Linked DNA regions of Homo sapiens: all the other regions are linked to region 3. Evidence: read pairs that join two places in POLR2A ChIA-PET (ENCODE). Cell type or tissue: PC-9. All regions are shown on one strand. Links, peaks and the distances in the headings refer to the core of each region. The heading gives the core; the rest is flanking DNA. Region 1 has its middle 14 kb from the start of METTL16. Region 2 overlaps PAFAH1B1 (platelet activating factor acetylhydrolase 1b regulatory subunit 1). Region 3 overlaps SGSM2 (small G protein signaling modulator 2).

What was found. ChIA-PET counts read pairs that join two places held together with the same protein. Peaks named below come from ENCODE experiments on the same cell type or tissue, not always from the same donor. Only the 100,000 strongest peaks of a DNase experiment are listed, where the experiment ranks them.
Region 1: POLR2A ChIA-PET joins it to region 3 with 5 read pairs; 3 of 35 experiments call an interaction of 5 or more read pairs at or near these places.
Region 2: POLR2A ChIA-PET joins it to region 3 with 5 read pairs; 2 of 35 experiments call an interaction of 5 or more read pairs at or near these places.

What each region holds. Positions count from the first base shown.
Region 1 is chr17:2,521,801-2,529,624 of GRCh38, reverse strand. No RefSeq gene overlaps it. Among named protein-coding and RNA genes, the nearest start is that of METTL16, 14 kb to the right of the region's middle. In PC-9, for the core only: no CTCF peak of the experiment used is centred there; no DNase peak of the experiment used is centred there.
Region 2 is chr17:2,615,049-2,622,872 of GRCh38, reverse strand. The region is part of intron 1 of PAFAH1B1 (platelet activating factor acetylhydrolase 1b regulatory subunit 1); the gene reads right to left. Among named protein-coding and RNA genes, the nearest start is that of PAFAH1B1, 25 kb to the right of the region's middle. In PC-9, for the core only: no CTCF peak of the experiment used is centred there; no DNase peak of the experiment used is centred there.
Region 3 is chr17:2,353,933-2,361,756 of GRCh38, reverse strand. It overlaps SGSM2 (small G protein signaling modulator 2), which reads right to left. Exons shown (of 24, transcript NM_014853.3): 3 at 1-120. Among named protein-coding and RNA genes, the nearest start is that of SGSM2, 20 kb to the right of the region's middle. In PC-9, for the core only: no CTCF peak of the experiment used is centred there; a DNase peak (open chromatin) is centred at 2,226; H3K27ac peaks cover 3,016 bases.

The sequences.
Region 1 (7,824 bases), core at 2,466-6,465, 170 kb before region 3:
GCCTCCCAAAGTGCTGGGATTACAGGCGTAAGCCACTGCGCCAGGCCATTTTTATTTATTTATTTATTTATTATTATTATTATTATTCTTCTTACGGAGTCTTGCTCTGTCGCCTAGGCTGGAGTGCAGTGGTGCGATCTCCGCTCACTGCAAGCTCCACCTCCCAGGTTCACGCCATTCTCCTGCCTCAGCCTCCCAAGTAGCTGGGACTACAGGCACCCACCACCGTGCCTGGCTAATTTTTTTTTGTATTTTTAGTAGATGGGATTTCACCATGTTAGCCAGGATGGTCTTGATCTCCTGACCTTGTGATCTGCCCACCTTGGCCTCCCAAAGTGCTGGGATTACAGGCGTGAGCCACTGTGCCCGGCCATTTTTATTGTTTTTTTTAGAGGCGGGGTCTTGCTCTCTTGGCCAGGCTGGAGTGCAATGGCACAATGATAGCTCACTGCAGCCTCGAACTTCTGGGATCAATCAATCCTCCCACCTTAGCTTCTCAAGTACCTAGAATGACAGGTGCATGCCACCACAGTCAGCTAGTTTTTTGTTTGTTTTTTTTTCTTAATTTTTTTGTGGAGACAGGGGTCTCGCTATATTGCCCACGCTGGTCTTCAACTCCTAGGCCTCATGCAATCCTCCCACCTCAGGTTCCTAAAGTGCTGGGATTACAGGTGTGAGCCACCACACCCAGCCTCGGTATTATGTGTTTTTTTAGCAGCTGCTGATCAGACTTTTCTAATCTGCTGCTTCTATTTTCCTGTGAGTTAAGAAAAGAGATAGGGCCGGGTGTGGTGGCTCACGCCTGTAATCCCAGCACTTTGGGAGGCCGAGGTGGGCGGATCATGATGTCAGGAGTTTGAGACCAGCCTGACCAACATGGTGAAAACCCGTCTCTACTAAAAATGGAAAAATTAGCCAGGTGTGGTGGTGTATGCCTGTAATCCCAGCTACTCAAGAGGGTGAGATAGGAGAATTGCTTGAACCTGGGAGGTGGAGGTTGCAGTGAGCCGAGATCACGCCACTGCACTCCAGCCTGGGCGACAGAGGGAGACGCCATCTCAAAAAAAGAAAAAAAAAGATTATTTGTGACACCGGAGTTCAAGGCTGCAGTGAACTATGATCATGCCACTGCATTCTGGTGTGGGCAACAGGACCAGACTCCATCTCAAAAAGGGAAGGGGAGGAGAGGGGAGGGGAGATGACTAGGCATGTTAGGATTGTGTGTAACGCCATAAAGGTAAATGGGAAAATATTATATTGAGATATTAACCATCAGTGGCTCCCACCTATCCACTCATGGTCAGAGAGCATCAAACCACAGAATTCTGAAATCTTTTCCAATCAAAGCCAAATGTCCTCCATTTTGCCCTTGGACTGGGGCCTGCCAGAGCAAGCCCAGAGACACATCAAGGGCTGACGCTGGGTGAGAACTGCGCCCCCACCCTCTCCCGCTCTTCCTTCAAGCAGGTCAAAGATCTTGGGCTACTTGTCTCTGGAGGCCTTGTGAGTCCTGTGGAAGAGTTTGGGATTGAGAAGAGATGAATTTCTTGTGGCCAGGATTTCTTATGACCTGGGGTCCTTGAATATGGATGGGAAAAACAATTACATCTTTTTTGTTATTATTATTGAGGTGGAGTCTTGCTCTGTCACCAGGCTGGAGTGCAGTGGCATGATCTCGGCTCACTGCAACCTGGGCCTCCGGGGTTGAAGTGATTCTCCTGCCTCAGCCTCCTGAGTAGCTGCGACTACAGGCGCCCGCCACCACACCCGGCTAATTTTTCTATTTTTAGTAGAGATGGGGTTTCACCATGTTGGCCAGGATGGTCTCGATCTCTTGACCTCGTGATCCACCTGCTTTGGCCTCCCAAAGTGTTGGGATTACAGGCGTGAGCTACCACGCCCAGCCAAAAAATTACATCTTTATATTCACTAATTTGTATCTAAAATATAAATTTCTGGCTGGGCGAGTATAATACAAAGAGGGTTTTTTTTTCATTTAATGTTACAGCGAAGCGTACACGGCAAGTCCAAACTGGACCTCAGCATGCGAACACGTGTGTTTGACTTTTCCGTGCTGTTGATATCTACAATGCACAGAAGTCTGTAACTAAAACCAGGCCTTCAGTCACCAGAGAGGCCTCTGTAGCTGCCACAAACTTCAACCCCCAAACTCAGTTGCGTAGGAAGTACTTTGGGTTTTGGGGATCCTGTATTTCCATGGGTTGTGTACAGTTTTGGGAGTGCTTCTGTGGGAGGGCCTTATATATGATATATATATAAAATATATATCATATATATGATATATATTTTATATATATATATGATATATACTAAATATATATCATATATATGATATATACTATATATTATATACATATATGTGGTCTTATAGATGATAAACAGTTGGATAATTTAAAAAAACAAAACCAGGCTGGGAGTGGTGGCTCACGCCTGTAATCCCAGCACTCTGGGAGGCCAAGGCGGGTGGAACACTTGAAGTAAGGAGTTTGAGACTCCTTACTTCAACATGGACAACATGGTGAAACCCTGTCTCTACTAAAATACAAAAATTAGCCAGGTGTGGTGGCGCGTGACTGTGATCCCAGCTGCTCAGGAGGCTGAGGCACAAGAATTGCTTGAACCCAGGAGGGGGAAAGTTGCAGTGAGCTGAGATCATGCCACTGCACTCCAGCCAGGGTGACAGAGCAAGACTCAGTCTCCAAAAAAAAAACAAAAACAAAAGCCTCTCATTGGATTGCTCAGAGGCTGTGATGGAATTGCTGAACAGTGGCCAAGTATGGCCATCTTCATGGCACACCTGAGAAAGTCCATGGCCCTGGGAAAGGCGTGTCTGGCCTCTGCATTTGTTGCCTCACAGCTCAGGGAACCAAACTGGGACCCCGGACATGTTTGCACTGAGTCCACTCTCCAGTGCCTCCATTAGAGGCTGCATGGGCAGCCTCAACGACAAAGTCGGCTCTCCGTCTCATCTCTTATTTCTCCATTTTATACGTAAACTCACAACTCATGGCCTGAAAGAAGGACCAGCCAAAAGCTGCTTCCTCCTCCTTTCTTTTTTTTTTTTTGAGATGGAGTCTCGCTCTGTCGTCCAGGCTGGAGTGCAGTGGCGCGATCTCAGCTCACTGCAACCTCCGCCTCCTGGGCTCAAGCGATTCTCCTGCCTCAGCCTCCTGAGTAGCTGGGACTACAGGTGCCTGCCACCACGCCTGGCTGAGTTTTGTATTTTTAGTAGAGACGGGATTTTGCTATGTTGGCCAGGCTGGTCTCTAACTCCAGACCTTAAGTGATCCGCCTGCCATGGCCTCCCAAAGTGCTGGGATTACAGGCGTGAGTCACTGCGCCCGGCGCTTCCTCTTCCTTTCCATGTTTTTTATTTTTCTTTTTTTCTTTTTTTTGGAGACAAGGTCTCACTCTGTCACCCAGGCTGGAGTGCAGTGGCGCAGTCTCAGCTCTCAGCTCACTGCTGCCTCCACCTCCTGGGTTCAAGAGATTCTCCCTGCCTTAGCCTCTTGAGTAGCTGGGATTACAGGGGTGAACAACTGCACCTGGCCTACGTGTTTTGTTGCTGTTGTTGTTGTTTCTAAGACAAGGTCTTGCTCTGTCCCTCAGGCTGGAGTGCAGTGGTGCACATCACAGCTCACTGCAGCCTCGAACTCCTAAAGCCATCCTCCTGCCTCAGCCTCCCAAATAGCTGGGACTACAAGCATGCGCCACCATGCTTGGTTAATTTTTAAAATGGTATAGACAGGGCCTCACTATGTTGCCCAGTTTGGTCTCAAACTCCTTGGCTCAAGTGATTCTCCTGCCTCAGCCTCCCAAAGTGTTGGGATTACAAGTGTGAGCCACTGCACCCAGCCTCTTTTCTGTCTTGTCCGCAAATTCCCTCCCTGAAATAAAAGACCCTTCAGAGGTGAGAAAGAGTACTAGCCCTGCCCCGTTGAACTCTTGCAGAGAACCTGTTTTCCCACCCCTGCTTCCCCGATAGGCCTCTCTTAACTTTAACCCACCCCAAGCCCTGCAGGGAGAGGGGGTAGGATCTGAGGGGAAGGTAGGACTAGCGTCCAGCTTCCTTGTTACTCCCTGCACCCTGACCTTTCCCCTCTTCAGCTGGGCCTAGTGTGGGAAGCAGAGTCCCTGGCCTCAACTTGTCAAGTTATGCAATGGACCGGCTGACAGGTGAGGCAGGCTCTTCCCACCCCCAGAGTGGTAGACTCATTAGCTGCTTAGTAGCCAGCATCTTCAAAGGGCTGAGTGTTGAGGCCTTGGGAGGAGCTGGGGCAAGGCTGAGCTAGTGGCTGTGGGTCCTCCTCCCTCACCTCTATCCCTCAGGAGACACAGGAGATCCGGGTTCTGGTCCAAAATCTGCCACGGAAGAGCTAAGCATCCTCGGTCCATCCAAGTCTCCTTCCCACTCTAGCATTAGTTTTTCCATTTTTAAGACAAGTGATTAAAACTAGATGGAGCTGGACCCAGTGGCTCACATCTTAAATCCTAGCACTTTGGGGCCGGGCGCGGTGGCTCATGCCTGTAATCCCAGCACTTTGGGAGGCCGAGGTGGGCAGATCACCTGAGGTCAGGAGTCTGAGACCAGCCTGGCCAACATGGCGAAACCCCGTCTCTACTAAAAAATACAATTAGCCAGACGTGGTGGCACATGCTTTTAATCCCAGCTACTGGGGAAGCCGAGGCAGGAGAATTGCTTGAATCGAGTAAGCAGAAACTGCAGTGAGCCAGGATCACGCCACCGCACTGTAGCCTGGGCGACAGAGCAAGACTCCGTCTCAAAAAAAAAAAAAAAAAAAAAAAAGACTCAGGAGAGCTCTAGGCTGGCTGCTGAGCTTACAAACAGTGAGAAAGAGCCAAAGAAGGCTCATCACTAGAGATGCAAAAGGAAACCTAGAGACACAGCCAGATGTGAGGCTGGAGGATGCAAAAGAGAAACAGTGGGAATGGTTTGGAGGCAGTAGGATAGGAGAAGGTAGATGCTGGAATGACTTGCTTGTCCAAAATACAGTGTCCCACATAGTCCTGTTGTCATCAGAGAAAAATGTCATATTAGCCAAACATGCAATCAGCTCGGCTGGGAAATGAGGCCAAGTCTTCGTGACAGATACAGGCTGTGAGACACAGACTGGGAGGAGCAGGACAGGGGCTGGTTGCAGTCTGCATGGGGGAGGCGGAGGTGGATTTTTACAAGCTTCCATTGGCCTCTTGAGGCCTAACGTCTTTTTTGTTTTTTGTTTTGAGACGGAGTCTCCCTCTATTGGCCAGGCTGGAGTGCAGTGGCGCAATCTCGGCTCACTGAAACCTCCGCCTCCAGGGTTCAAGAGATTCTCCTGCCTTAGCCTCCCAAGTAGCTGGGACTACAGGCTTGTGCCACCATGCCCACCTAGCTTTTGAATTTTTAGTAGAGATGGGGGTTTCACAATATTGGCCAGGCTGGTCCTGAACTCCTGATCTCATGATCTGTCCATGTCGGCCTCCCAAAGTGTTGGGATTACAGGCATGAGCCACTGCATCCAGCTGAGGCCTGACATCTTGCTCCCTGGTCCCTAGTGCCTGATGGAGGAGAGATGAGGTACAGAGGGTAAATAACCTCAAGAGATTCCAGTAGTGAGTAAGGAACTTTGTCTTTCTCTTATTTTATTAATTTAATTTTTAATTTTTTTTTTTTCCTGAGACGGAGTCTCCCTCTGTCGCCAGGCTGGAGTGCAGAGGCACGATCTTGGCTCACTGCAACCTCCGCCTCCTGGGTTCAAGCAGTTCCCTTGCTTCAGCCTCCCAAGTAGCTGGGACTACAGGCATGCACCACCACGCCTAGCTAGCTTTTTGTATTTTAGTAGAGATGGGGTTTCACCATGTTGGCCAGGATGGTCTCGATCTCCTGACCTCGTGATCCACCCGCCTTGGCCTCCCAAAGTGCTGGGATTACAGGTGTGAGCCACCGCGCCTGGCCTATTTTTTAATTTTAAAATATTTAACATAGTCAAAAAATACATGTTGCCAGGCACGGTGGCTCACACCTGTAATCCCAGCACTTTGGGAGGCTGAGGCGGGCGGGTCACCTGAGGTCGGGAGTTCAAGACCAGCCTGACCAACATGGCAAAACCCCATCTTTACTAAAAATACAAAATTAGCTGGGCATGGTGGCGCATGCCTGTAATCCCAGCTACTCGGGAGGCTGAGGCAGAAGAATGGCATGAACCCAGGAGGCGGAGCTTGCAGTGAGCCGAGATCGCACCACTGCACTGCAGCCTGGGCAACAGAGCGAGACTCCGTCTAAAAAAAAAAAATAAAGTCATGCATATGTATTTTGTATGCACAATAAGACAAAGACTTGTGAACCTACCACTCATTTTAACAACTGGAATTCTTTTCCAGATTTTTGCTGTTTAAATAATGCTTCTGCCTGTAATCCCAGCAATTTGGGAGGCTGAGGTGGGAGGATCGCTTGAGCCCAGAAGTTTGAGACCAGCCTGGGCAACAAAGTGAGACTCTGTCTCGACAAAAAGTAAAGGCCGGGCTTGGTGGCTGATGCCTCTAATCCCAGAATTTTGGGAGGTCGAGGCGGTGGATCACTCAAGGTCAAAAGTTCAAGACCAGCCTGGCCAACATGGTGAAACCCCGCCTCTACTAAAAATACAAAAACTAACCAGGCACAGTGGTGCGTGCCTGTAATCCCAGCTACTCAGGAGGCTGAGGCAGGAGAATTGCTTGAACCCGGGAGGCGGAGGTTGCAGTGAGCCAATATCATGCCACTGCACTCCAGTCTGGGTGACAGAGGAAACTCTGTCTAAAAAAAAAAAAAAAGTACAAAAATTAGCCAGGTGTGCTGGTGTGCACGTGTGGTCCCAGCTACTCAGGAGGCTGAGGTGGGAGAAACGGTGTTTCTCCATGTTGGTCAGGCTGGTCTTGAACTCCAACCTCAGGTGATCCGCCCGCCTTGGCCTCCCAAAGTGCTGGGATTACAGGCATGAGCCACTTCGCCCAGCCACTAGTGGACTTTTTAATGCTCCAGTGAACATGCTGAGCTACTTCTAGTCCTGTAGTCCTATAGTCCTAACTGAATGACATGGAGGACAAGGGAGGGGAGGAATTGCCAGATTAGGGAGAGACTAGGGGACTTGGGGTCTTTCTATGTGACTCTGAGAATCCCTGGACTTTCTTAGAGAATGGAAGCCAGCTGGTGGATTTGTTATTCATAGTTCTGTTCCACCCCAAAGCACACTACGGCCTGATCCTCTGGGAATGATTGAAGATGCCTAAGTAACTGTCTGTCCTATCCGACCCCCGACAGCCTCTCCTGCTTCTCAGGTGAACACTGTTTACTTCCCTCTACTCTTGAAGTCAGTGTTTCTCCAAGTGTGGCACACAGCCACTTACATTAGAATCAGCTGACGTGTTGTTAAAATTGCAGATTCTTGGCTGGGCGCAGTGGCTCACGCCTATAATCCTAGCACTTTGGGAGGCCGAGGTGGGCAGATCACCTGAGGTCGGGAGTTTGAGAGCAGCCTGACCAACATGGCGAAACCTCATCTCTACTAAAAATAGAAAAATTAGCCAGGTATGGTGGCATATGCCTGTAATCCCAGCCACTTGGGAGGCCAAGGCAGGAAAATCGCTTGAACCTGGGAGGTTGCGGTTGCGGTGAGCCAAGATTGCACCATTGCACTCCAGCCTGGGCAACAAGAGTGAAACTCTGCCTCAAAAAAAAAAAAAAAAAAAGCAGATTCCCAGCTGGGCACGGGGGCTCACACCTGTAATCCTAGCACTTTGGGAGGCCGAGGTGGGCAGATCACGAGG
Region 2 (7,824 bases), core at 1,832-5,831, 260 kb before region 3:
AACTTGATTTCAGAAGATGTATGGAAACGTCCAGATGCCCAGGCAAAAGTTTGCTGCAGGGACAGGGCCCTCATGGAGAACCTCTGCTAAGGCAGTGCTGAAGGGAAATGTGGGGTCAGAGCCCCCCATACGAGTCCCTACTGTGAGTCCCAGCTGTGAGAAGAGGGCCACTGTCTTCCAGACCCCAGAATGGTAGATCCACCGACAGCTTGCACTGTCGCCTGGAAAAGCTGCAGACACTCAAGGCCAGCCGGTGAAAGCAGACAGGAGGGAGGCCGTACCCTGCAAAGCCGCAGGAGCAGAGCTGCCCAAGACCATGGGAACCCACCTCTTGCATCAGCGTGACCTGGATCTGAGACCTGGAGTCAAAGGAGATTATTTTGGAGCTTTAAAATTTGACTGTCCCGCTGGATTCTGGACTTGCATGGGCCCTGTAACCCCTTTGTTTTAGCCAATTTCTCCCATTTGGAATGGCTGCATTTACCCAATACCTATACCCCCATTGTATCTAGGAAGTAACTAGTTTGCTTTTCATTTTACAGGCTCATAGGCAGAAGGGACTTGCCTTGTCTCAAATAAGACTTTGGACTGTGGACTTTTGGGTTAATGCTGAAATGAGTTAAGACTTTGCAGGACTGCTGGGAAGGCAAGATTGGTTTTGAAAGGGAGGACATGAGATATGGAGGGACCAGGGGTGGAATGATATGGTTTGGCTGTGTCCTCACCCAAATCTCAACTTGCACTGTAGCTCTCAGAATTCCCACGTGTTGCAGGAGAGACCCAGGGGGAGGTAACTGAATCATGGAGGCTGGTCTTTCCCATGCTATTCTCGTGATAGTGAATAAGTCTCACGAGATCGGATGGGATTATCTTGTTTCTGGTTTTGCTTCTTCCTCATTTTTCTCTTGCCACCACAATGTAATAGGTGCCTTTCGCCTCCTGCCATGATTCTGAAGCCTCCCCAGCCATGTGGAACTGTAAGTCCAATTAAACCTCTTTTTGTTCCCAGTTTCGGTTATGCCTTTATCAGCAACGTGAAAACGAACGAATACATACACCCCATCTCTACTAAAAAATACAAAAATCAGCTGGACATAGTGGCGCACGCCTGTAGTCTCAGCTACTCAGAAGGCTGAGGTGGGAGGGCAACACCTGGGATGCAGAGGTTGCAGTGAGCTGAGATGACGCCACTGCACTCCAGCCTGGGCAACAGAGGGTGACCCTGTCTCAAAAAAAAAAAAAAAAAAAAAAAAAAAAAAAAAAAAGACAGATTATCTACCATGCTTGAATAGCACGTATTATATATTATGGCTCTTAATCCAAATATTTTCCAGATGCAGCAATGAAGCAAGGCAGAAGTTATTCTCAGTCAAGAACTAAGTATCTTTTCAGGCCAGTTGCTTTCAAGAATCTGTTAAGCAATGTTTCCTGATAAGCTGGGTTCCATGACACCTTGCAAGTTACCAGATGTTTAGAATAGTAATTCCACATGGATGGAACTGGAGGCCATTATCCTTAACAAACTAACACAGGATTGCAAAGCCAAATAGCGCATGTTCTCACTTACAAGCGGGAGCTAAATGATGAGAACATGTGGACACATAGAGGGAAACCACACACACTGGGGCCTTTCGGAGGGTGAAGGATGGTAGGAGGGAGAGAATCAGCAAAAATAACGAATGGGTACTAGGCTTAACCTATGTAACAAACCTGCACATATACACCTCAACTTAAAAAAAAAAGGTAGTTTCAAAATAACAGCATTTTTTCAAATTCATTTATGAGACAGAAGATTTTTATTAATATGTATGACTATTCATATCACAGATATACTCTTGTTTTCAACAATTTTTGCCATTTTATTCAATTATCTTTAGTTTTGTACACAATCTATTAAAGGAAAAAATCTATTTTTTAAAAAAGCTGGTAAAGAATTAAAGATGTTTTGCCTACAATTTAGTGAATTAAAATCTGAATTTCAGTTAGAAAAGTAAAAGCAACTTTTTTTTTGAGACAGAGTTTTGCTCTTGTCACCCAGGCTGGAGTGCAATGGTGTGATCTCGGCTCACCGCAACCTCTGCCTCCCAGGTTCAAGTGATTCTCCTACCTCAGCCTCCCGAGTAGCTAGGATTACAGGTACGCGCCACCATACCCAGCTAATTTTTGTATTTTTAGTAGAGACGGGGTTTTACCATGTTGGCCAGGATGGTATCAATCTCTTGACCTTGTGATCTACCGACCTCGGCCTCCCAAAGTGCTGGGATTACAGGCATGAGCAACGGCGCCCGGCCACGCTACTTTCTTAGTTATGCTGGTTCTACAAGCTTTTTAAAACCAGACAAAAACTTAAACAGCACAGACAACCAGCATCCAACAGAAAAGAGACATAAAACTTGTTTATTCACTTTTAAGTCTTAATGTTCCTACCTAATAATCTATTTTTTAGATAATCAAAAAAGAATCAAACCAAAATATTATAAGATACTGAGTTAAGTTACAACAAAGTCACAAAAAGTAAAGAGAATTAGATAGGAATCTGATGTTTATAAACAATCTGTACATTTCCATTCTAAGGTGAATGTTACAGTTACAAGAATGTTCTGAATGCAGCATAAAGCAACATTACCTTACTTTAGGCTTAGACAATCAACTCACCAAATGCTTGGGGAATCTCACCTAAAGTTCTAAGCTACAAGGAACAAAATTTAATCAAAATAAGAGATTACGCACTTTCTTCTGAATATACTAAAAATCAGGTAGAATTTATCAAGTAGCATTTATGAAAATATGGGGCTGGGGCATATTTGTGGGGGCATATTACAAAGAGGCCAGGGCCAGAGGATTGCTTCAATCCAGGAGTTCAAAACCAGGCTGGGCAACACAGCAAGACCACATCTCCACAAAGAATAATAATAAAAAAATAATAATTAGCCAAGCATAGTGGTGCATGCCTGTGGTCCTAGCTACATAGGAGACTGAAGCAGGAGAATATCTGGGCCCAGGAATTTGAGGTTACAGTGAGCTACGATCAAACCACGGTACTCCAGCATGGGTGAAAGAGGGAGACTCTGCCATTAAAAGAAAAGTTTGATGTTCACAAAGTCTCCCTAAACCCCAGTTTCCTCATTAAGCCTGAGTTTCCTCAATTGTATAATAGACTTAAATGTGAAATTCACCTTAAAAGATTCAGTGAGGAATAGGCAGGATATTAATGTAAACAAATTTTATAAACTAAGAAGTACCATATGTTACCTATTACAATTAGTTCTGAACTTTAAGTCAAGACCCCAGGTAATTCAGGAACATCTCCTGAGAGGAAAAAAAACAAAAAAAAAACAGGTAAGGGCCAGGCACAGTGGCTCACACCTGTAAACCCAGCACTTTGGGAGGGTGAGGTGGGCAGACTGAGCTAAAGAGTTCAAGACCAGCCTGGGCAACACAGTGAAACCCAGTCTCTACCAAAAAAATTTTTTTTAATTAGCCAGGCATGGTGGCACATGCTTGTAGTCCCAGCTAGTGAAACCCCATCTCTACAAAATAATTTTTTTTAATTAGCCGGGTGTGGTGGTTGGTACATACTTAGGTCCCAGCTACCCAGAGGCTGAAGTGGGAGGATCACCTAAGCCCAGGAGTTGGAGTCTACAGTGAGCTGCGGTGATTACGCCGCTACACGAAAGCCTAGGAGACACAGTGAGACCCTGTCTCAAAAATAAATAAAGAAAAATAACAAAATAACAAAAAACAAAACAAGCAAACAAAAAACCCCAGCTAAAACAATGAACTTGAGACATGCTTTCTTATAAAAGTCCCTGAAATTGGCTTACTTTTGACAGTTCTCGTTTAACATCGTGAAGAATTATCTCTTGTGGGAGTGTTATATGACTGTTGCTCTGAATTTTTTTTTTTTTTTTTTTTTTTGAGACGGAGTCTCACTCCATTGCCCAGCCTAGAGTGCAATGGTACAATCTCGGCTCACTGCAGTCTCCACCTCCTGGGTTCAAGTGATTCTCCTGCCTCACTGCAACCTCCACCTCCCGGGTTCAAGTGATTCTCCTACCTCGGCCTCCCAAGTGAGCGAGTACCTGTAATCCCAGCTACTCGTGAGGCCCAAGCAGGAGAATCACTTGAACCCAGGAGGTGGAGGATGCAGTGAGCCGAGATCACGCCACTGCACTCCAGCCTGGGCAACAAGAGCGAAACTCTGTCTCAAAATAAATAAAAAAATAACATAAATAAATAAAACTCCATCATTAACACTATACTATAATGCAGTCAAATAATTTCTTTTAAAAAAGTAAATTTTCCTATAAAATCATTGCATCACGTATCTGAAAAAGACTCCAGTCTTTAGCTAAATCCATGAGATTACATAGAAGGACAAAATACTCCGTAAGAGTAACTTCATTTCCTTAGATCAATCTTTTTATTTCCTTTCTTACCCAGAGAGGTAAATTTCTAGAGTTTTAAAATTGTTTTCTGATTAAAAGGTGGCAAAATTTATCAAAAGATTAACTTCATGTTCTTGAAGTATCGTGTGCTCTGTATGAATAACTGAAGATATGAGAGAATTTAGACTTTTCCCATTCACACTATTACAAATGATAAATGAAAGTTTGGTTTGTTTGAGACAGAGTCTTGCTCTGTCGCTCAGGCTGGAGTGTAGTGGCGCAATCTCGGCTCACTGCAACCTCGCATCTCCCAGGTTCAAGCGATTCTCCTGACTCAGCTTCCCGAATAGCTGGGATTACAGGTGCCCACCACCACGCCCAGCTAATTTTTTGTATTTTTAGTGGAGGCAAGATTTCACCATGTTGGGCAGGCTGCTCTCGAGCTCATGACCTCGTGATCCACCCACCTCGGCCTCCCAAAGTGCTGGGATTACAGGCGTGAGCCACCGCACCCGGCCTAAATGCAAGTTTTTAATCCAATACCGAGACGTTTTTTGATGCGGGACTGAGTCTCGCTCTGTTGCCCAGGCTGGAGTGCAATGGCGCAATCTCCACTCCCTCCCTACAACCTTCACCTCCCAGGTTCAAGCAATTCTCCTGCCTCAGCCTCCCGAGTAGCTGGGATTACAGACACCCACCGCCACACCTGGCTAAATGCTGCATTTTTAGTAGAGACAGGGGGTTTCACCATGTTGTCTGTGCTGGTCTCAAACTCCTCACCTCAAGTGATCTGCCTGCCTCAGCCTCCCAAAGTGCTGGGATTACAGGCGTGAGCCACCATGCCTGGCCTCAAACACTGAGACTTTAACACGTCTACTTCTTATTCTGCTTCAGCTTGGAGGCCCATCTATGATTCACTAGCATCTGCTGTCAGCAGGTAATAAAAACAAAAAAAGAGATCAGGTTGGTTTATCAGTATGGTAAAATCACTGAGGGATGGACTGTGCTCAGGTATGGTTCACTGAAAAAGTTGTAAAATTCTTTTACAGCTTCACCATCTCCTCGCTTTTCTATTAGTTACAGCTAACCACTATACTTCATTCATTTTGCAAGATTTAAGTTACCCATCCAAAATTTACATAGGAAAATGTTTCCTATTTTACGATTAGCCTTGAGCCAAAGATTAAGCTACCACTTTTTTCACTGAGAAGCATTCCTACTGACCTCAAATCTACTAACTCCAGTATTAAAGGCAAGTGCTGCAAATAGTTGGTCCACAGCTTTAAATCTGAAGAAATAAAGTAGAAATAGTTTTGGGGCTTTGAAATCAATCAGACTTAGATTTAAGTAACACAATATAAGTCATATCTGGATGTCTGTTTTTTTCTTATTAAGAGCAATCATTTTTTTTTGAGACGGAGTCTCGTTCTGTCGCCCAGGCTGGAGTGCAGTGGTGCGATCTCGGCTCACTGCAACCTCTGCCTCCCGGGTTCACACCATTCTCCTGCCTCAGCCTCCCGAGTAGCTGGGACTACAGACGCTCGCCACCAGGTCCGGCTAATTTTTTTTTTTTTTTGGTATTTTTAGTAGAGACGGGGTTTCACCGTGTTAGCCAGGATGGTCTCGATCTCTTGACCTCGTGATCTGTTCGCCTCGGCCTCCCAAAGTGCTGGGATTACAGGCGTGAGCCACTGCACCCGGTCTGCCCTTTGCCTTTCACCATAAGTCCCAAATGTACATTATGAGATGGTTTCTATTACAGTCTTGTGATGGTTAATTTTACATTCCAACTTGGCTAGGCCCAGTATATTTGATCAAACAATAGTTTAGATGTTGCTGTGAAGATATTTCTTCAGATACAATTAACATTTAAGTCAGCAGACTCAGAGTAAAGTCAATTATCTTTATAATGTGGGCGGGCCTTATTCTATCAGTTGAAGACCTTAAGAGAAAAAGAAAAGACTGATTTCCCAAGTAAGATAGAATTCTGCCAAAAGACTGCGTTTGGACTTGAGATGCAACATCACCTCTTCCCCAGGTCCCCGGCCTGTCAGCCTACCCTACAGATTTTGAACTTGCAAGCCTTCACAATAGCATGAGCCAATTCCTCAAACATCAATCAACCAGTCAATCTCTACACACACACACCCTATTGGCCTTGCTTCTCTGGAGAAACCTAATATACTGCCATACTCCAGCAGTAGTATTCTTCTATAATATAGAACCGTTATTAATATAAGCTTAGTCTGTCACTAAACTCTACCAGAATGAATATTCTTCACTCTTCATACTGCTTGAACTCTACTCCCTGGGTACCCTCCAAGCAAATTAATGCTTTCAAGGATTATCAAATGTAATAAACTGCTCTCCATTCTACAACAAACAAGAAAGATGTGCTGAATAAGGGCTATTTGAAGAATAAAGTAGGTAACTGAGAACTCATCCTATTCTTGTTTCGTCGTTGCTTTCTTTCCACTAAGTTTTTGTATTCACTGCCTCTGCCGCTTGTAAGCACCCTCATTAATGCTCATCTTTCCTCTCTTTACTTTTCTCTCCTTGTGTCTTCTTTCTCAGTCTGTCTACCTTATCACCTCCTGGATTTCCTTATCACCTCCTGGGTGCATCCTTATTGCCACACCAGACTGATCAAACATGTTAGGTACAATCTTCATCCCAGATGTGTTCATTTGTTGATGGGTGCTCAAAGACTACTTCTTCACTGCCCCTCTAAAAAGAGAAAGTTTCAGGCTGGGCGCGGTGGCTCACGCCTGTAATCCCAGCATTTTGGGAGGCCAAGGCAGGGGGATCATGAGGTCAGGAGTTCAAGACCAGCCTGGCCAAGATGGTGAAACCCTGTCTCTACTAAAAATAGAAAAATTAGCCAGGCGCGGTGGCAGGCCCCTGCAGTCTCAGCTACTCGGGAGGCTAAGGCAGGAGAATCGCTTGAACCCGGGCGGCAGAGGTTGCAGTGAGCCAAGATTGTGCCACTGCACTCCAGGCTGGGCGACACAGTGAGACTCCATCTCAAAAAAAAGAAAGAAAGAAAGTTTCCTACTTTTGTCTTCGAAATGAAGCCATTTTGAACACCTAAAGGTTCTAAAGAAACTGAATTATGACTTTAGATTTTGTCATAAATCGCTTTTTCCTTGTACTTTCTATCTGATATCAGTTGTTGTATATTATACACATGTACAGTCATTCCAGGACCCCCCGGATACCAATAAAACAATGCTCGAATCCCTTATATAAAATGGCTTAGTATTTGCATATAACCTACACATATACTCTCATATACTTTAAATCATCTCTAGATTACTTAGAATACCTAAAAAAATAAAAGCTATGTAAATAGTTGTTATATTGTATTGTTCAGGGAATAATGACAGGAAAACTGCATGTTCAGTACTGACACAACTATCATTTTGTCTGAATAGTT
Region 3 (7,824 bases), core at 656-4,655:
TCTCCCCCGCCACTGGGCACGTCTTCCCCACCTTGGTGAACAGGGCTGCCATCTTGTCACTGCGCAGGAAGCCAGCGGCACGGCGTCTCAGCTGATGCAAGAGGCAAGCCTCCACTGCACCTAGGCCACAAAGGGAAACGGCATCTGAGCCTGGGAAAGACGGGGGAGCAGGAAGAAAAGCTCCTCTTCCCCATACCTGTGGTGAGGCAAGGGGTAAGGGCAAGCCAAGGGCAGGCCAGGGAGATACCCTGGCTTCCTTCCAAAATTCCCCTCCCCGTCCCTCGGCTCCTGCCCGGGGCGAAGAGCTTTGACATGCCAAGCTGTCCCTCTCCCTCGCCTGGTGCGCACACACCTCCTATATGCAGCCTCACCCCTGGGGGTCATGAGGACCAAAGCTCCCCATTCAGGGTGGCATGAGTGGCTCCAAACCTGACAGCAAGGCACAGCACCTACAGGACGGGGATGTGAGGAACACCCGACTCGGGAGCCTTTCTGGAGGGCACGGAGGATGCGGTTGCTAAGGAACAGGGCTCTGCAGGAGCTAAAATATTGATGAAGTCACTGCAGAGCTTGGACCCGACAGTGGCCGCTGGACTGATGAGCCCAGCAGCTGAGGGAGAGATTTCTCTTTTCCATGCTAGGAGGGCTTCCCTCCATTCATTCATGGTTTAGGGTTAGGCTTAGTCTCTGTCTGGACTTTCCACAGACAGACCCTGCAGGAAGAAAAGAAGGGCTTGGTAGGAGACAGTAGGGAGCTGCCCTGTGCCCAGACAGACTCTAAAGACAGGAGTGTGTATGTGTGTGGGGCGGAGAAGCTTCTACATGATTGGGCCAAACTAACAGTTTTACAGGTGAGGAGGGAAAGGCCCAAAGAGGGGAAGAAACTCGATCACAGTCACAACATGGCAGAGCCACCAGGATGAGGACCCAGGGCTCCAAGCCTCGGCCCGAGCCCCTTTTGCCACGTCCAGGTGTGTCTGGTTGGGGGCAGGGACACTGAGGGGAGAAGGAGGTGGTTTTTTCACACGGACTGGAAACAGTGAGCTGTGCTGGAGACAGTCAGACAGAACAAAGTCTGAGCTTGGCACGGTCACTTGCTCTGAGACTCAGTTGTATCCTCTGTGAAATGGGAAGAGGGCTAGTGTGAGATGTCACATGAGACGGAGGATGTGAAATCACCCATGCGGGGTCTGGCTCTCAGGAGGTGCTGGGTCTAGGTCAGTTCCTGACTCCTCACCCTGTTGGTTCAGATACAGTTCTACAGCTAGCCTCTAAGAGCTGGCTTTCAGCAGGACCTCTCCCCGACAGGGACAGGAAGAGGGTGCACTGGAGAGACGATCCAAGGCTGCCCCAGAAGTGGGTGGAGACAGGGAAATTGAGGTCTGTCAAGGTTTTTTTATTTTTATTTTTGAGACAGGGACCCACTCTGATGCCCAGGCTGGAGTGCAATCGTGGAATCTCAGCTCACAGCAGCTGAGAGCTGACCTCTGTGGTTCAGGTGATTCTCCCGCCTCAGCCTCCCGAGTAGCTGAGACTACAGGCACACACCACCATGCCCAGCTAATTTTTGTATTTTAGTAGAGACGGGGTTTCGCCACGTTGGCCAGGCTGGTCTCGAACTCCTGACCTCAAGTGATCCGCCCGCCTCGGCCTCTCAAAGTGCTGGGATTACAGGCGTGAGGCACCGCGCCCGGCCCACATGGGGAAATCTTTGGCTTAAGCGTCCACATGCTCCTCTCCATGATCATTCCCCCTGGTCCCTGGAGGTCTTGTGTGGCCCTGGGATATACAGGCGAATGACCCTTTTGTCCCAGTCTCTTGGTCCTGGGCTGCTGCAGCTACAATTCCGTGCCTGTGGAAAGGGGGTGATCATTTCCTGGGGTTGCACTTCCCATTCAGAGTGGGGAGAGAAGCAGCACTGAACAGGACAGAGGGGCAGCAGGTGGCACATGTCCTGCACGGATCACATGCCTCAGTGGTGTGATTAATTGCCGGGATAATGAGTCATTCGCTTCCCCACCTTCCCTAGGCGACCGCAAAAGCAGCCAGGCCGTGGGGACTGGGGAGTGGCCGGCCCCAGCACTCCCATCGGGGTGGCCTCGCCTACCTTCCCGGCCAGCCTCTGAGCACAGCCATGGGGTTCTCTCGGGTGAGAGGAGGCATTCCTAAGCAATTACTGCAACTAAGGAATACTGAGAGAAGCCAGGCATCACGCTCAGTCCCCCCTTTACCCCACGGTCCCTAATTTCCTTCTGTGCAACCCAGGCAAGGTGCCAGGCAGTGTCTGGGGAAGGAGAAATCCCTCTCATGCATCGACTTTCCAAGCTAAGACCAGTTAGGCCATTAGGCCAGGCATTACTGACTCAGCTCTGTGGGCTCCCGGCCAGTAACTGTTCACACTGCACTTGTCCTATGCCATGCCCACAAGGTGTTCCCCACCGAGAGTGTGCACGTGTGATGAATATGTTATCGCGTGCAGTGTGCAGACAAAATAATAATAGTGACACCACTACTTGAGAACTATGGCCCCGAGAGGACTTTGTGAATGGGCTTCTGGGGCTCCAAAAACTCCCTCCCTGGGTCTGGGCGCCGTGGCTCACGCCTGTAATCCCAGCACTTTGGGAGGCCGAGGCAGGCGGATCATGAGGTCAGGAGATTGAGACCATCCTGGCTAACACGGTGAAATCCCATCTCTACTAAAAATACAAAAAATTAGCTGGGCGTGGTAGGGGGCACCTGAAGTCCCAGCTACCTGGGAGGCTGAGGTAGGAGAATCACTTGAACCTGGGAGGCAGAGGTTGCAGTGAGCCGAGATGGCGCCACTGCACTCCAGCCTGGGGGAACACAGCGAGACTTTGTCTCAAAAAAAAAAAAAAAAAAAAACAACAACAACAACAAAAAAGAGCCCCTCCCTGATATTGGGAGCAATTTGAATGCAAATTGTTGAGGTGCTCTAGAATGATTAGGAGAGTGCTTTTTTTCCTGGATAGTAGGTCTGTGGTTCTCAGCTTCTGACCCAAAAAAGATTAAGAAGCCGTTTTTTTTGAGACCGGGTCTCACTCTATTGCCTGGTCTGGCGTGCAACGGTGCAACCACAGCTCACTGCAGTCTCAGCCTCCTGGGTTCAAGCCATCCTCCCACCTCAGCCTCTCAAGCAGCTGGGACTACAGGCTTGGGTCACTAAGCTTGGCTAATTTTTAAAAATTTTTTGTAGAGACTGAGGTCTCACTATGTTGCCTAGGCTGGTCTCCAATGCCTGGCTCAAGTGATCCTTCCACCTCAGCCTTCCAAAGCGCCGGCATTACAGGCTTGAGCCACTGAGCCTGGCTCTGAGACTTCTGAGTCGAGCAGAAACCCAGGCATTGTCACTAATTGAAACATACATGGAGACATAAACACATGCCATCCCGCATCTAGTGAATACCACACTCAGAACTGCCTGCAAAGCCGGCAGCAACAGTGTCCTCCTTCCCCGGGGACGTGTCTCACAGACACGGGACGGTGAAGGACCCTTCCCCAGGGAGAGTCCACATGACGGCCCAAGCTTATCCCCCGTTCTGACTGGAGGCCCAGAGCACCAAGCAGAACTCCAGGGCCTTACTCCCCTTACTCCTTCCTTCCCCAGGTCCCCACTGTGACCCCACCTCCCAGGGTGGAGGGTGGTGGCAGGAGATACTTGCAGGGCTAAAGCACCAGGTTAGCTGAACCTACCTGCCTGCTGACTGAGCTGTCTGGGCCCTGGGCTCCCACCTGTGAAGGCTTCAGGACCCCTGATCCAGTGGGTCCCAGCACCAGCTACGGCCACCCTGGGTGCACCACCACAAGGTGATGACCCTGACATTATTTGGCTTATTTCATATGAGAAAAAATGTGGACTAATTAATAAAAACCAACACTGGTTGGCATGGAAAGGTTTGGGCAAATGAATCAAAATGGAGAAGAGAGAAACATGACTTTAGTGGCTGGGCATGGTGGCTCACACCTGTAATCCCAGCACTTTGGGAGGCGAGGTGGGCGGATCACCTGAGGTCAGGAGTTCGAGATCAGCCTGGCCAATATGGTGAAACTCCGTCTCTGCTAAAAATACAAAAATTAGCCGGGTGTCGTGGTGGGCACCTGTAGTCCCAGCTACTTGGGAGGTTGAGGCAGAAGAATTGCTTGAACCTGGGAAGCAAAGGTTGCAGTGAGTTGAGATCGCGCCATTGCACTCCAGCCTGGGTGACAAGAGCAAAAACTCCATCTCAAGAAAATAAAATAAAAAGAATAATAGTCTCCAATCCCATCCAGGTTGCTGCGAATGCCATGAATGTATTCCTTTTTATGGCTGAGTAGTATTCCACTGTATGTATTTATCAGTTTCTTTATCCACTCGTTGAATGATGGGCATTTGTCACCCTGGTTTTCTGGTGGCCTTTGGAGTCTGGGCCAGCTGAGCCCAGGTACATTCTCTACCCTGTCAGCCCATCCCATCCTGCTGACAGCAAGGCTCAAGGAACTGCAACTCTGAGTGGGCAGGAGCATAACTGCATTTAACTCCAGCACACTGTTGGACACCCCTACAAAGGTCTGGAGCCATCTTCCCAGGGAAAGGCCAGGAACTACAGACCCAGACTAGCCCTGGGGCTCCCTTCACCAGCCCCGATGTGACCTCAAAGCCATCAAGTTCTGCAGCCTAACAAATGCTACACACGGCTGGAGACCACAGATGCTGATGGAATCCTATGGGCACCCCAACCCTTACACCCCAATTCCACCATTCTAAGATATGGGGTCCCTTCCCTAACCCTTACACCCCAATTCCACCATTCTAAGATATGGGGTCCCTTCCCCCAACCCTTACACCCCGATTCCACCATTCTAAGATATGGGATCCCTTCCCCAATCCTTACACCCCGATTCCACCATTTTAAGATATGGGGTCCCTTCCCCAATCCTTACACCCCGATTCCACCATTTTAAGATATGGGGTCCCTTCCCCCAACCCTTACACCCCGATTCCACCATTTTAAGATATGGGGTCCCTTCCCCAATCCTTACACCCCGATTCCACCATTTTAAGATATGGGGTCCCTTCCCCCAACCCTTACACCCCGATTCCACCATTTTAAGATATGGGGTCCCTTCCCCAATCCTTACACCCCGATTCCACCATTTTAAGATATGGGGTCCCTTCCCCCAACCCTTACACCCCGATTCCACCATTTTAAGATATGGGGTCCCTTCCCCCAACCCTTACACCCCGATTCCACCATTTTAAGATATGGGGTCCCTTCCCCCAACCCTTACACCCCGATTCCACCATTTTAAGATATGGGGCCCCTGCCCCCAACCCTTACACCCCGATTCCACCATTCTAAGATATGGGGTCCCTTCCCCCAACCCTTACACCCCGATTCCACCATTCTAAGATATGGGGTCCCTTCCCCCAACTCTTACACCCCGATTCCACCATTCTAAGATATGGGGCCCCTGCCCCAACCCTTACACCCCGATTCCACCATTCTAAGATATGGGGTCCCTTCCCCCAACTCTTACACCCCGATTCCACCATTCTAAGATATGGGGTCCCTTCCCCAACCCTTACACCCCGATTCCACCATTCTAAGATATGGGGTCCCTTCCCCCAACCCTTACACCCCGATTCCACCATTCTAAGATATGGGGTCCCTTCCCCCAACTCTTACACCCCGATTCCACCATTCTAAGATATGGGGTCCCTTCCCCAACCCTTACACCCCGATTCCACCATTCTAAGATATGGGGTCCCTTCCCCCAACTCTTACACCCCGATTCTACCATTCTAAGATATGGGGTCCCTTCCCCCAACCCTTACACCCCGATTCCACCATTCTAAGATATGGGGTCCCTTCCCCAACCCTTACACCCCGATTCCACCATTCTAAGATATGGGGTCCCTTCCCCCAACCCTTACACCCCGATTCCACCATTCTAAGATATGGGGTCCCTTCCCCCAACCCTTACACCCCGATTCCACCATTCTAAGATATGGGGTCCCTTCCCCAACCCTTACACCCCGATTCCACCATTCTAAGATATGGGGTCCCTTCCCCCAACTCTTACACCCCGATTCCACCATTCTAAGATATGGGGTCCCTTCCCCAACCCTTACACCCCGATTCCACCATTCTAAGATATGGGGTCCCTTCCCCCAACTCTTACACCCCGATTCTACCATTCTAAGATATGGGGTCCCTTCCCCCAACCCTTACACCCCGATTCCACCATTCTAAGATATGGGGTCCCTTCCCCAACCCTTACACCCCGATTCCACCATTCTAAGATATGGGGTCCCTTCCCCCAACTCTTACACCCCGATTCCACCATTCTAAGATATGGGGCCCCTGCCCCAACCCTTACACCCCGATTCCACCATTCTAAGATATGGGGTCCCTTCCCCCAACTCTTACACCCCGATTCCACCATTCTAAGATATGGGGCCCCTTCCCCCAACCCTTACACCCCGATTCCACCATTCTAAGATATGGGGCCCCTGCCCCCAACCCTTACACCCCGATTCCACCATTCTAAGATATGGGGTCCCTTCCCCCAACCCTTACACCCCGATTCCACCATTCTAAGATATGGGGCCCCTGCCCCCAACCCTTACACCCCGATTCCACCATTCTAAGATATGGGGTCCCTTCCCCCAACCCTTACACCCCGATTCCACCATTCTAAGATATGGGGTCCCTTCCCCAACCCTTACACCCCGATTCCACCATTCTAAGATATGGGGTCCCTTCCCCCAACCCTTACACCCCGATTCCACCATTCTAAGATATGGGGTCCCTTCCCCAACGCTTACACCCCGATTCCACCATTCTAAGATATGGGGTCCCTTCCCCAACGCTTACACCCCGATTCCACCATTCTAAGATATAGGGTCCCTGCCCCCAACCCTTACACACTGATTTCACCATTCCAAGAGACCCAATTTAGAGTAGAGGAGACGCCAGGAAGACACAGATGGAAGGGACGTGGGGAGCTGCTGAATCCATTCATATATTGCTGGTAGGTAGGCAAGATGCTGCAACCCGTATAGACGCAATATGGCCCTCTCCACTAATGCTGCAAATAACCTCTGATCCAGTAACCCCTCTTCTGAGAATCCGTCCTACAGATATAACTGCGTGATTATTTAGTTATAACAGCAAAAGACTGGAAGTCATCCACATGCCCATCAATAGGGGACAGGTGAAGTAAATATGGTACATCTCTAGCAGAATATCATGCAACTCTGAAAAAGAATGAGGATGCTCTCTAGGAATGAATAATGGAAAGCTCGCCAACAGCAAGATGCAGAATGGTATAATTGCATGACACCTTTTAATTACAAAAAGGGAGGTGTGAACAAAGAATACAATCTTTTTTATTAGTATAAAAAACTTGGCTGGGCGCGGTGGCTCACGCCTGTAATCCCAGCACTTTGGGAGGCCGAGGCGGGTGGGTCACGAGGTCAGGAGATTGAGACTATCCTGGGTAACATAGTGAAACCCCGTCTCTACTAAAAAACAAACAAAAAAACTCTAGGTCAGGTGCAGTGGCTCACATCTATAGTCCCAACAGTTTGGGAGGCCAAGGTGGGAAGATCACTTGAGCCCAGAAGTTTGAGACCAGCCTAGGCAACACAGGGAGACCCCATCTCTACAAAAAATTTAAAAACTAGCTGGGTGTGGTGACATGAGCCTGTATTCTAGCTACTCAGGAGGTGGAGGTGGGAGGATTGCTTGAGCCCAGCCCAGGAGGTTGCAGTGAGCTGAGATTGCACCATTGCACTCCAGCCTGGGTGACAGAATGAAACCC